Linked DNA regions of Mus musculus: region 1 is linked to region 2. Evidence: chromatin loops called from intact Hi-C (ENCODE). Cell type or tissue: gastrocnemius. All regions are shown on one strand. Each heading gives the region's core, and the rest is flanking DNA. Links, peaks and the distances in the headings are about the cores only.

Region 1 (5,375 bases), core at 150-5,149, 94 kb before region 2:
GGTCAGCTCAGGACTCTGTCCAGAACTACTGACTACTGTTTGTTTTTTCAGGAACACAGAGGGTGACATGCCTGGGAAGAGCCATAGGCATTCTAATTGCTAAATTTGTCATTCTGAGTACGAATCCCAGAAGTCCAGGGCACCAGCTGCCCCAAGAGCGGCTTAGCTCCACCCTCTTCCTGCTGTATTGACCAATCGCCTACTTGCTGAGACTTAGACTCTTGAGTCTTGGGCCAGCAAAATGGCTGGGCTGGTAAAGGTGTCAGACACCAAGACTGACAACCTGAGTTCAGCCCCTGGGACACACGCTGTTGAAGGAGAAAATTATCTTCTTCAGGTCAGCCTTTGACCCCACATTGTCTCTCCCCTTCTCCCTTTCTCTCTCTGATATACACTGCATACACACACACACACACACACACACACACACACACACAAAACAACACAAATGAATAAAACCTGCCAGCTGTGGTGGTGCACGCCTCTAATTCCCCAGCACATGGGAGGCAGAGGCAAGCTTATCTCTGACTTTGAAGCCAGCCTGGACTACATGTTGAGTTCCAGGTCAGCCAGGGCTACGTAGTGAGACCCTGTCTCTAAATAAATAAATACATAAATACATAAATAACATATAATAAATAGAAGTGCTGAGGTGTTTGCAGAGATATTTAACTAGGGAGGGAAGACCCACCCTGAATGTAGGCACTGATATTTCATGGGCTGGGGTCTCCGACGATAAAAAAGGAAAAAAACACAGGGCCAGGTGCTTTTGGGGAATGCCTTTAATCCCAGCACTCAGACTGGTAGATCTCTATGAGTCTACAGAGCTTAGATCCAGGACAGCTAGGGCTACACAGAGAAACCCTATCTCAAAAAACAAACAAACAAATAAGAATGAAAAAAGAAAGAAACAAAAAGTAAAAGAGAAAGAAAGGGGTTGGGGATGTAAGTCAGTGGAGTACTTGCCTGGTATACACAAGGCTGAGTTCCGTCCTTGGCACTACACAAACTGGGCACAGTTGGAGGAGCCTGTAATGCCAGCAGCACGCAGGAGGTGGAGGTAAAGGGATCAGGTACATAGCCTAAGGGACATGAAATGCTGTTTCAAAAAAAAAAAAAAAGTCATACTCAGTGATTTTCCTCCAGCTGGGCCCCACCCTACCTTTGACCACCTTCTATAATGGCATATTGTGAATACATTAAATAATTAATCCTCTGATTAGGTCAAAGCCCTCCAGATCTGTCTCTGGAGGCACCTGATAGACACACCGGAGAGATGCTTAGCCAATCCATAGGGTTCTTTTTCTTATTCTTTCTCTCTCTCTTTCTTTCCTTTCCTTTTTTTTTAAGATTTATTTATTCATTATATGTAAGTACACTGTAGCTGTCTTCAGACACACCAGGGAGTCAGATCTCGTTACGGATGGTTGTGAGCCACCATGTGGTTGCTGGGATTTGAACTCTGGACCTTTGGAAGAGCAGTCGGGTGCTCTTACCCACTGAGCCATCTCACCAGCCCCTCTTTCCTTTCCTTTCCTTTTCCTTTTTCTTCTTTTTTGCTTTTCTTTCTATTTTTTTTAGACAGGGTTTCTCTGTGTAGCTCTGGCTGTCTTAGAACCCACTTTGTAGACTAGGCTGGCCTCAAACTTACAGAGATCTGTATGCCATCAGGTTCAGCTCTTTTATGTTGCTGAGCAGTGGTGGTGCACGCCTTTAATCCCAGCACTTGGGAGGCAGAGGCAGGTGGATTTCTGAGTTCCAGACTAGCCCGGTCTACAGCTAGGACAGCCAGGGCTACACAGAGAAACTCCGTCTCGGAAGAAAAAAAAAAAAGACATGTTATAGCCGGGTGTGGTGGCAGGCACCTGTAGTTCCAGCACCCAGGAAGGAGAGACGGGCTTATCTCTGAGTTTGAAGGGGGACAGCCCAGGGCGACACAGAGAAATCTTGTTTCAACAAACAACAAAGACTTATTGTATGATTTTATTTGTGTGTGTCTGTGCTGTGCATGTGTGTGCAGAGTGCGCAGGTGTTCACAGAGGCCAGAAGGAGGCGCAAATTCCCCGGAGCTGGAGTTAGTGGTATTTGTGAGCCATCTGTTGTAGATGCTACACACTCCAAACCCTGGCCCTCTGACACAGCAGCGGTGAATGCCCTTAACCGCTGAGCTGTCTCTCTGCTCTTCTGTTACCCCTTCCTTCATATCACCTTCTCTTCCATCTTTCCTAATGTTTCTATTTATTTAATTATTCTTGTGTGTGCACATATCTGCCGTGGCACACACATGAAGGTCAGAGGACAACGATGTGGAGTCTGTTCTCTCCATTTTGCCTTCACATGGGCTCCAGGGTTCGAACTCAGCTTGCCAAAGCCTCTCCAGGCACGAGCCTTTATCTGATGGGCCATCTCTCCAACCCACGTTGGATGTTTTGAAATGTGTCTCCTGTAGTCCAGGCTAGACTTCAACTCGCTAAGGTAGCCAAAGATGAGCTTGAATGTCTAATCCCCCTGCCTCTGCCTCCTGAGGGCTGTGTTCTGCCATGGTGGGTTGATGTGACACTGGAATGGAGCTCAGAGCTTCATGCGTGCTAGGTAAGGATGCTACCCACTGAGCCACAACCTAGTCCCATCTCTTCACTGCAGATATTAAAGCATAGTATACAAAGTTGAAGAAACTTAAGGTGGGTGTGGCAGTGCACACCTGGGTCCCCAGCACCCTTGAGGCAGGTCAGGAGCTAGAGAGATGGTGGCTCTGTGGTTAAGAGTACTGCCTGCTCTTCCAGAGGACCTGGGTTTGATTCTCAACACCCACACGGAGGAGGCTCACAACCACAAATAAACAGTTGAAAAAAATACAAAAAACAAAACAAAACAAATCCAGGGACCTCTGGCCTATCCCTGCTTATCCCCAGGTTCCATGGTCACTGCTCCTTATATCAGCATGTATCTCCGTAGTCATAACAATGCCTTCTGCCCCAGCCTCCCGGATGCGCGTAGGATTGAACGAGACAATAGACCAAAAGGTATTTTGTAAACACTGCAGCCCTGTAGAGAGAGACTTTATTTTTAAAAACAATAGCGTAACAACTAAGGCTACAAGCCCTTTGACAAGCATTGTTTGATTACTAAGCTTATCACTGGGAATTACTGAAATTGATCACCTTTACAACGCAATGCTCTGTATCAACGCCCTACCCTGGCCTGGCCCCCAAGGCCTGTGGTGTGGAATGTGTAGGGCCAGGCTGCACAAATCTGGTCACCAGTAGGTGTCAGCCTCCACCAGGACACATCCACTGGTCTATATACTTGTCAAAGAATGGCAGCTTTCTCCCTTTTCCATAAAACTTTCTTTTATGTGTGGTACTGAGGCTTTCACACCTGCTAGGAAAGCACTGTCACTGAGCCACGCCCCCAGCCCCTCACTGGAGGATTCTAGGCAGGTGCTCCACCACTGAGCCACGCCCCCAGGCCCTCCCTGGGGGATTCTAGGCAGGGGCTCTACCGCTGAGCCACGCCCCCAGCCCCTTACTGGAGGATTCTAGGCAGGGCTCTACTGCTGAGTCATGCCCCCAGCCCTCTTTATATTTTGTTTGTTTGTTTAGGTTTTTTTGGTTTTTACTTTGAGGTAAGGGTCTCACTTAAATTGCCAAAGATGAGAAGTATGGTAAAGTGGGAGGGGTGAGAGACTGGGAGAAGGTAGACTACAAAGGTGGGAGGGGAGGCCAAAGCATTAAAGGTCTTGATTAAAAAAAAAAAAAGGGGATCTGTTTTTTATTTGAGGTTGGCCGATGAGAAATTATAATTAAATTACTGTAAGAATGATGAGAGAGAGGGGGCTGGAGAGATGGCTCAGCGGTTAAGAGCACTGACTGCTCTTCCGAAGGTCCTGAGTTCAAATCCCAGCAACCACATGGTGGCTCACAACCATCCGTAATGAGATCTGACACTCTCTTCTGGTGTGCCTGAAGACAGCTACAGTGTACTTAATTATAATAATAAATAAATCTTTAAAAAAAAAAAAAAAAGAATGATGAGAGAGGAAGAGACTACAGGCAAATATGTAGATCAGTTGAGAGGGTGTGTTTGTTTTACAATTTTTACTCCATTTATTTATTTACTTATTTATGTGCTTATTCATTTATTGGTGGGGCCCACACATGTCCCACATATGCCACTGTCCTTGTGTGGAGGTCAGAGGGCAGCTTCCAGTAATCAGTTGACTCCTTTTATCATGTGGGTCCCAGGGATCGAACTTAGTTCTTTAGGTAAGTGCCTTTAGGTGCTCAGCAGCCCCCAGAGGCTGTTTTCTGAGACACTTCTGCACAGGCCTCGCCCCTGTAAATGGAGCAAGGTACATTCTTGCCCCTGGCTAGCTGGTCCTCTTTTGTCACAGCTTCAGGGTGAGGTAACTGGAAAGCAGCCCAGCCCAAGGGCAGTTTAGGCAAGCTTCAGTGCTTGCTGGCCTTTGAGCATGTGCATTTCCAGTAATCGCTACAACAAAGCTGACCACAGGCTCAGTAGTTAAAACATCAGAATTCTGGGGCCAATGACAGGGCTCAATGGGTAAGGGTGCTTGCCACCAAACCCAGTGACCTAAGTTCAGATCTCCTGGATCCCACATGGTGGAAAGAATGGATTTTTGCAAACACACACACACACACACACACACACACACACACACACACACACACACGCACACACGCACAGCCTCTCTCTTTCGTAAATGTAATAAAAATAGAAGCAGTACCTTGCCCCCTCATCTTCTTATGGCTCTGGAGCCCAGAACCTGGAAATTTATGTTACTAGGTCACAATCAAAAGTTTTGAATGGAAAAAAATAGAAAGGAAAGGACATGACTTCTGGGTGTGGTGGCGGAGAAAGTTTATTGTAGATACAAGGGAGAGCATAGCCAGAGGCAGGGACACCTTACAGAAATCAGTTGGGAGAGTCCAGTTGGTCATGCCCCTTAGCCATGTGAGGAGGGGAGGGGAGGGGAGGGGAAGATAGGGACAGGAGGGGAGGGGAGCCAGGTTCAGTAACTAGGAGGCTCAAAGAGAGAAGTCCAAGAGGGCAGGTAACCAAATGGTTGGATTCTAAAGGGAAGGGCATCTGGAGCAAGGGCAGCACAGCCCCTGGCTGGAGGGTTCAGGTCGGGTGGTGGTGCCATCCAGGGGTTAGGACTTAGGGGTGCAGGGAGAACCTGGTGGCCAGTGTGCCCTTTGATATCTTAAGTAGGCACCTCAGCCATTTGTCCCAGGTTTAAACTTTGTGTTGGTAGTAGGTTAAGTGTTTGTTCCTCAAGCATGAAGACTTAAGTTCAAATCTCCAGTGCCTTTTTAGCTAGGTATTGATGCAGACTCTTATCTTTCCAGCGA
Region 2 (5,375 bases), core at 91-5,090:
GCGGCAGCTCATGACCATCTATAACTACAGTTCCACCAGCTTTGACACCCTCTTCTCCAGTCAGGGTTACTGTGACACATATGGTATATATACATGCTTTCAGGAAAAGCACCCACACATTATAATAAGCTGTGGAGGGTTTCGTTTTAAGAGGATACTCATGCTGAGCTTGGTGGCCGGCACCTTTAATCCCAGTACTCAGGAGACAGAGGCAGGTGGATCTCTCTGAGTTCAAGGCCAGCCTGGCCTACAGAACAAGTTCCAGGACAACCAGGGATACACAGAGAAACCCTGTCTCGACAAAAAGACACTCATGCTGGACATGATAGCATACACCTTTATTCCCAGCACTCAGCAGGCACAGGCAGATAGATCCTTCTTTGTGAGTTCTTGATTAACCTTGCCTACATAGCAAGTTTTAGGCCAGCTTGGCCTATCATAGTAAGAACTTACCTCAAAAAATAATAATTCAGGGCTGGAGAGATGGTTCAGTGGTTAAGCGCACCGACTGCTCTTCTGAAGGTCCTGAGTTCAAATCTCAGCTACCACATGGTGGCTCACAACCATCTGTAATGAGATCTGACGCCCTCTTTTGGTGCATCTGAAGACAGCCACAGTGTACTTAGATATAATTATAAATAAATCTTAAAAAATAGTAATAATTCAAAGTAATGCACTAAGAGTTGAAGAGTGGGCTGAGTGGTTGCTTTTGCAGTAGATTGGGTTCCTAGCACCCATATGGCAGCTCACAAAGGGTTACCTGTAACTTCAAGGCTCAGGAGAATCTGAAGCCCTCGTCTGAGATTTTTAAGGGCACCAGGCATGTCTGTGGTGCACATATATACATTTGTATGGATGCAAGAAAAAAAAAAAACCCTGCTTACATGTAAAGTAATAAAATAAACTTTAAAAGTGCACCATACTGAAAGAAAAAAATAAATAAGTAAAAACTACAGAAGAAGAGGAGGAGAGAGAGGCTGGAGGATGGTTCAGGAGTTAGAAGCACTGACTTTGCTCTTCCAGAGGTCTTGAGTTCAATTCCCAGCAACCCCATGGTGGCTCACAAGCATCTGTAATGGGATCCGATGACCACTTCTGGTGTCTGAAGACAAATGGCAGTGTACTCAGTTACATAAATCTTAAAAACAAACAAAAAGGGCTGGAGAGATGGCTCAGAGGTTAGGAGCACTGACTGCTCTTCCAGAGGTCCTGAGTTCAGTTCCCAGCAACCACATGGTGGCTCACAACCATCTGTAATGGGATCTGATGCCATCTTCTGGCCTGCAGGTGTATGTGCAGGTAGAATGCTGTATACATAATAAATAAATCTTAAAAAAAAAAAAAAAAAAAAAAACCAGGGGGCTGGTGAGATGGCTCAGTGGGTAAGAGCACCAGACTGCTCTTCCGAAGGTCCTGAGTTCAAATCCCAGCAACCACATGGTGGCTCACAACCATCCGTAACGTGATCTGACTCCCTCTTCTGGAGTGTCTAAGGACAGCTACAGTGTACTTACATATAATAAATAAATAGTTAAAAAAACCAAAAAAAAAAACCAAAAAACTGGGCTGGTGAGATGGCTCAACGGGTAAAAGCACCTAAAAAAAGGTCATGAGTTCAAATCCCAGCAAACCACATGGTGGCTCACAACCACCCATAACAAGATCTGACGCCTTCTCCTTGTGTGTCTGAAGACAGCCACAGTGTATTTACATATAATAAATAAACTAATCTTAAAAAAAAAAAAAAACTATTTTAGCCAGGCATGGTGGCACACGTCTTTAATCCCAGCATTCAGGAGGCAGAGGCAGGCAAGATTTCTGAGTTCGAGGCCAGCCTGGTCTACAAAGTGAGTTCCAGGACAGCCAGGGCTATACAGAGAAACCCTGTCTTGAACCCCACCCCCCAAAAAAAACTATTTAAAAAAAAAGGAGGAGGAAGAGGAGGAGGAGGAGGGAACAGAAGAAAAGACAAATTGTCATCTGTCACTGGCATTGTAAAGTACTGGGAATAAAAATAGCTTTATGAAGTTTTCATGATTTTGCAGGAATAAATAAACACTAAAAGACAAAGCAGGAGGCTGTGGAGATGTCTTGGTGTTCATGGGCCTTTGCTGCTCTTCCAGAGGACCTGGGTTCAATTCCCAGCACCTGAGTAGTGTCTCACAACTGTCCAGTTCCAGGAGTTCCAATGCCCTCTTCTGACCTCTTCATGACCAGGCATGTATGTGGTGGTGGATATACATACATGCAAGGAAAACACTAAAAATAAATCTAAAATAAAAGGCTCCTAAAGCCAGGCAGTGGTGGTGCACGCCTTTAATCTCAGCACTTGGGAGGCAGAGGCAGACAGATTTCTGAGTTCAAGGCCAGCCTGGTCTACAGAGTGAGTTCCAGGACAGCCAGGGCTACACAGAGAAACCCTGTCTCGAAAAACCAAAAAAAAAAAAAAAAAAAAAAAAAAAAAGGCCCTCCTTGGTTTCTGCGGAGGAGGAGAGAACGATGCTGATTGGCGGCATGTGTTTGTAATACAGCAGCCAGGAGTTGGAGGCAGGAAAAATTCCAACCTAGTTTAGGAGGGATAGCAAGGAAGAATATCTTTGTCCTCCCAGGAAGAGGTTTCTCACAGTCCTGCAGTTTGTCAGATGATGTTGCAGGGGAGACTGAAGATAATGCTGGGAAGGACCATATTTTAACCCCGGCCGCTTTGTTATCTCTTGCATATTAAAGTCTAAGCTTAGGCATGTGAGGCACACCTTTGATCCCAGCATTTGGGAGGCAGATGCAAGCAGATCTCTGAGTTCAAGTTAGCCTGGTCTACAGATCGAGTTCCAGGACAGCCAGGGCTATGCAGAAGAAAAACTCTGTCTCCAAAAACCACACATTCGAGTGTGTGCCTATACACACACAGTGAACAAATTTATTTACTTTTAAGTGTATGCTGGAAAGTGGGAGAGATAAAAGGGTCTAGTGATCTTAGTCCATAATAACCAGGAATAACGAGCTATGTGTAATTAATGGGATCTGGTTGATCCCTGCCTGAGTTCTGCTTTTGCAAGTGGCCTGAAGAAATCCTTATTGCTTGACAGGACACTCAGGTTCTCAGAAGGGAACCATTCCTGATCCAGGAGCCACCTCTGTAGTGAACCAGTGCCCCCTGGTGGTGAGGGATGGCTCTGTCCTTAGACGCTCAGCTGTTCTGAAGTCCAAGGTGGTTCCAAGTTTAGAGTAACTGGTGACTTTAGGAATCTTTCAGGTGTCTGAGACACTAAAAAGCTGACATGCCTCAGTTCATTTCAGAGGGGAGTGGTACAAACATTAGCTTGAGTGATTGATGGTCTACATACAGAGGTAAGGAGGCAACTCCAGTGGAGAAAGACACAAAATGGAGGCAGGGGTGTCCTGCTATTCAGCCTGCTTGTTTGTTTGCTTGCTTGCTTGTTATTTGTTTGTTTTGTTTTGTGGTTTTTTGTTTTGCTTCCCAAAACAGGTTTCTCTGTGTAGTTCTGGCTGTCCTGGGGCTAACTCACTCTGTAGACCAGGCTATCCTCTAACAGAGAGATCCTCCAGCCTCTGCCTCCCAAAGCCTGGGGTTCAAGTGAGTTACCAGTTCCAGCTGCCTGCTTCTACTTTAAAAAAAGTAAGAAAGAAAACGTTGTGATTGTGTGTGTGTGTGTGTGTGAGAGAGAGAGAGAGAGAGAGAGAGGTCCTTTGGTGCCAAAGTACACATGTGGAAGTCAGAAGCCAACTTTCCGGGGTTGGTTGCTGCCGTCTTCCATGTGGTATTAAATCCAGGTCACAGGTCATTGAGTACTTACTTCAGTTGTGGGTGCCAAGAGAGGAGTCAGTGGCTTTGTAGCAAAAGCAGTTTCCGAGGCCCTATCAAAACATTCCATTGGTTTCTTTATCTGGGAATGTCTTAGTTTCTTCCTCACTTTCCGTTTTACAAACAGGGTCCTTCTGTTTCTGTATCAAAGGCTAGCCTCAACTCAACTATGTCGTCAAGGATGGCCTTGAACTTCTGACCCCACTGCCTCCATCTCCCAAGCGTCGGGAGTGTGGGGAGTGTGAATCGCCAGACTGGCCAGTGGATAGAAATTTCATTCTCAACCTTCAGGCAAGAGGAATCTGACTCACCTACCTTGGTGTCAGCCCACAGCCCACCAAGTTTACCTTTTACATAAGCCAGAGGTGTCATCACAATTGAAGGGTATCCCAACTGCTACCACTGAGTGAAGGAGGGTTGGTCCTGTGTCAGAGGTGCTTTTGCATACACATGAACTCGCTCACACGAGCACAGGCTCATGCACATGAAAGGAGAGGGGAGGAAGGAAGTGAGCAGACCCAAGCAGGACGGGCCGTAAGCTTTGTGCTAGCACAGGATGACGGACTTAGCCAAGGAGCTATGTAGCAATAAAGATTCGCTCCAAGGCAAAGTGCTGTGAGGGAAGAGAGGAAGGCAAGGATGCTCTGTATCCGTAGTCATGCCCTCTGTGTAGGAACCGCAAGTGCCTCAGAGCAGGGAGGCTGGAGGACACACGACAGCCAATCAGTGCACCCTTGAAACCTCTGTATATGACAGAAAGTTACAAGTGTGTTTGTTGACCGGTCCCCAGAAGGTAAAGCCAAATTTGAGGTGGGATATGGTAACCCTTACACCTGTGACCCTCAGCACTCAGGAGATAAAAACAGGTCAGGAATTCATTGTAACATCAGTTACATAGTGAAGCAACCTGAGTTACACAAGACCCCCATCTCAAAACAAACAAACAAACAACAACTCCTGAAAACTGCACTAGAGACATGGCTCAGCATTTAAGAGCACTCGTTCTTATATAGGATCCACGTGTTTTCCCCAGCAGCATCATGGCAGGCATGACAACCATCCATAAGTCCAGTCCTAGGATGTTCCACTCTCTCTTCTGACCTCCACTGGCACCAAGCGTACATATGGTATACACACACACAGAGGCAAAACACCCACACACATAAAACCAACATTTCTTTAAAAACTTGAGAAAATTTCAGGACCAAGTCTACACATTCTTCTCCAGATAGCGCAGGGAAGTCTGGAGAGAAGCGTGGTGCCATGCCTGCTCTCTTTAGTTCCTCCAAGAAGCTCTGGATGCAGGGAGGCTGAACAAGGCACAGCAACCACGCAAGGCATGTGTGGAGAGGCAGCAAGGCCATAGTACCAGGGCATCACAGCCCTGCAACCCTTTTTAAAAATGTATGCGGGGCATAGTTACCCACACTTTTATGTCCAGCACTTGGGAGGCAGGGGCAGATAGAACTCTCTAAGTTCAAGGCCAGCCTAATCTACACAGTGAATTCCAGGATAGAGCTACCTAATAAGACCCTGTTTCAAAACAAAACAA

Evidence for each region. A loop is a pair of places that touch in the nucleus more often than their neighbours do. Peaks named below come from ENCODE experiments on the same cell type or tissue, not always from the same donor. Only the 100,000 strongest peaks of a DNase experiment are listed, where the experiment ranks them.
Region 1: it touches region 2 in a loop (6-fold over the local background); 25 of 42 quality-filtered maps call a loop at or near these places.

What each region holds. Positions count from the first base shown.
Region 1 is chr5:135,492,342-135,497,716 of GRCm38, reverse strand. All of the region lies in intron 1 of Hip1 (huntingtin interacting protein 1), which reads left to right. Among named protein-coding and RNA genes, the nearest start is that of Gm52790, 41 kb to the left of the region's middle. In gastrocnemius, for the core only: a CTCF peak has its summit at 3,264 (motif pointing right); DNase peaks (open chromatin) are centred at 1,026, 3,296 and 4,418; H3K27ac peaks cover 1,481 bases.
Region 2 is chr5:135,398,228-135,403,602 of GRCm38, reverse strand. It overlaps a transcript of Pom121 not described here. Among named protein-coding and RNA genes, the nearest start is that of Pom121, 6.4 kb to the right of the region's middle. In gastrocnemius, for the core only: a CTCF peak has its summit at 3,154 (motif pointing left); a DNase peak (open chromatin) is centred at 3,153.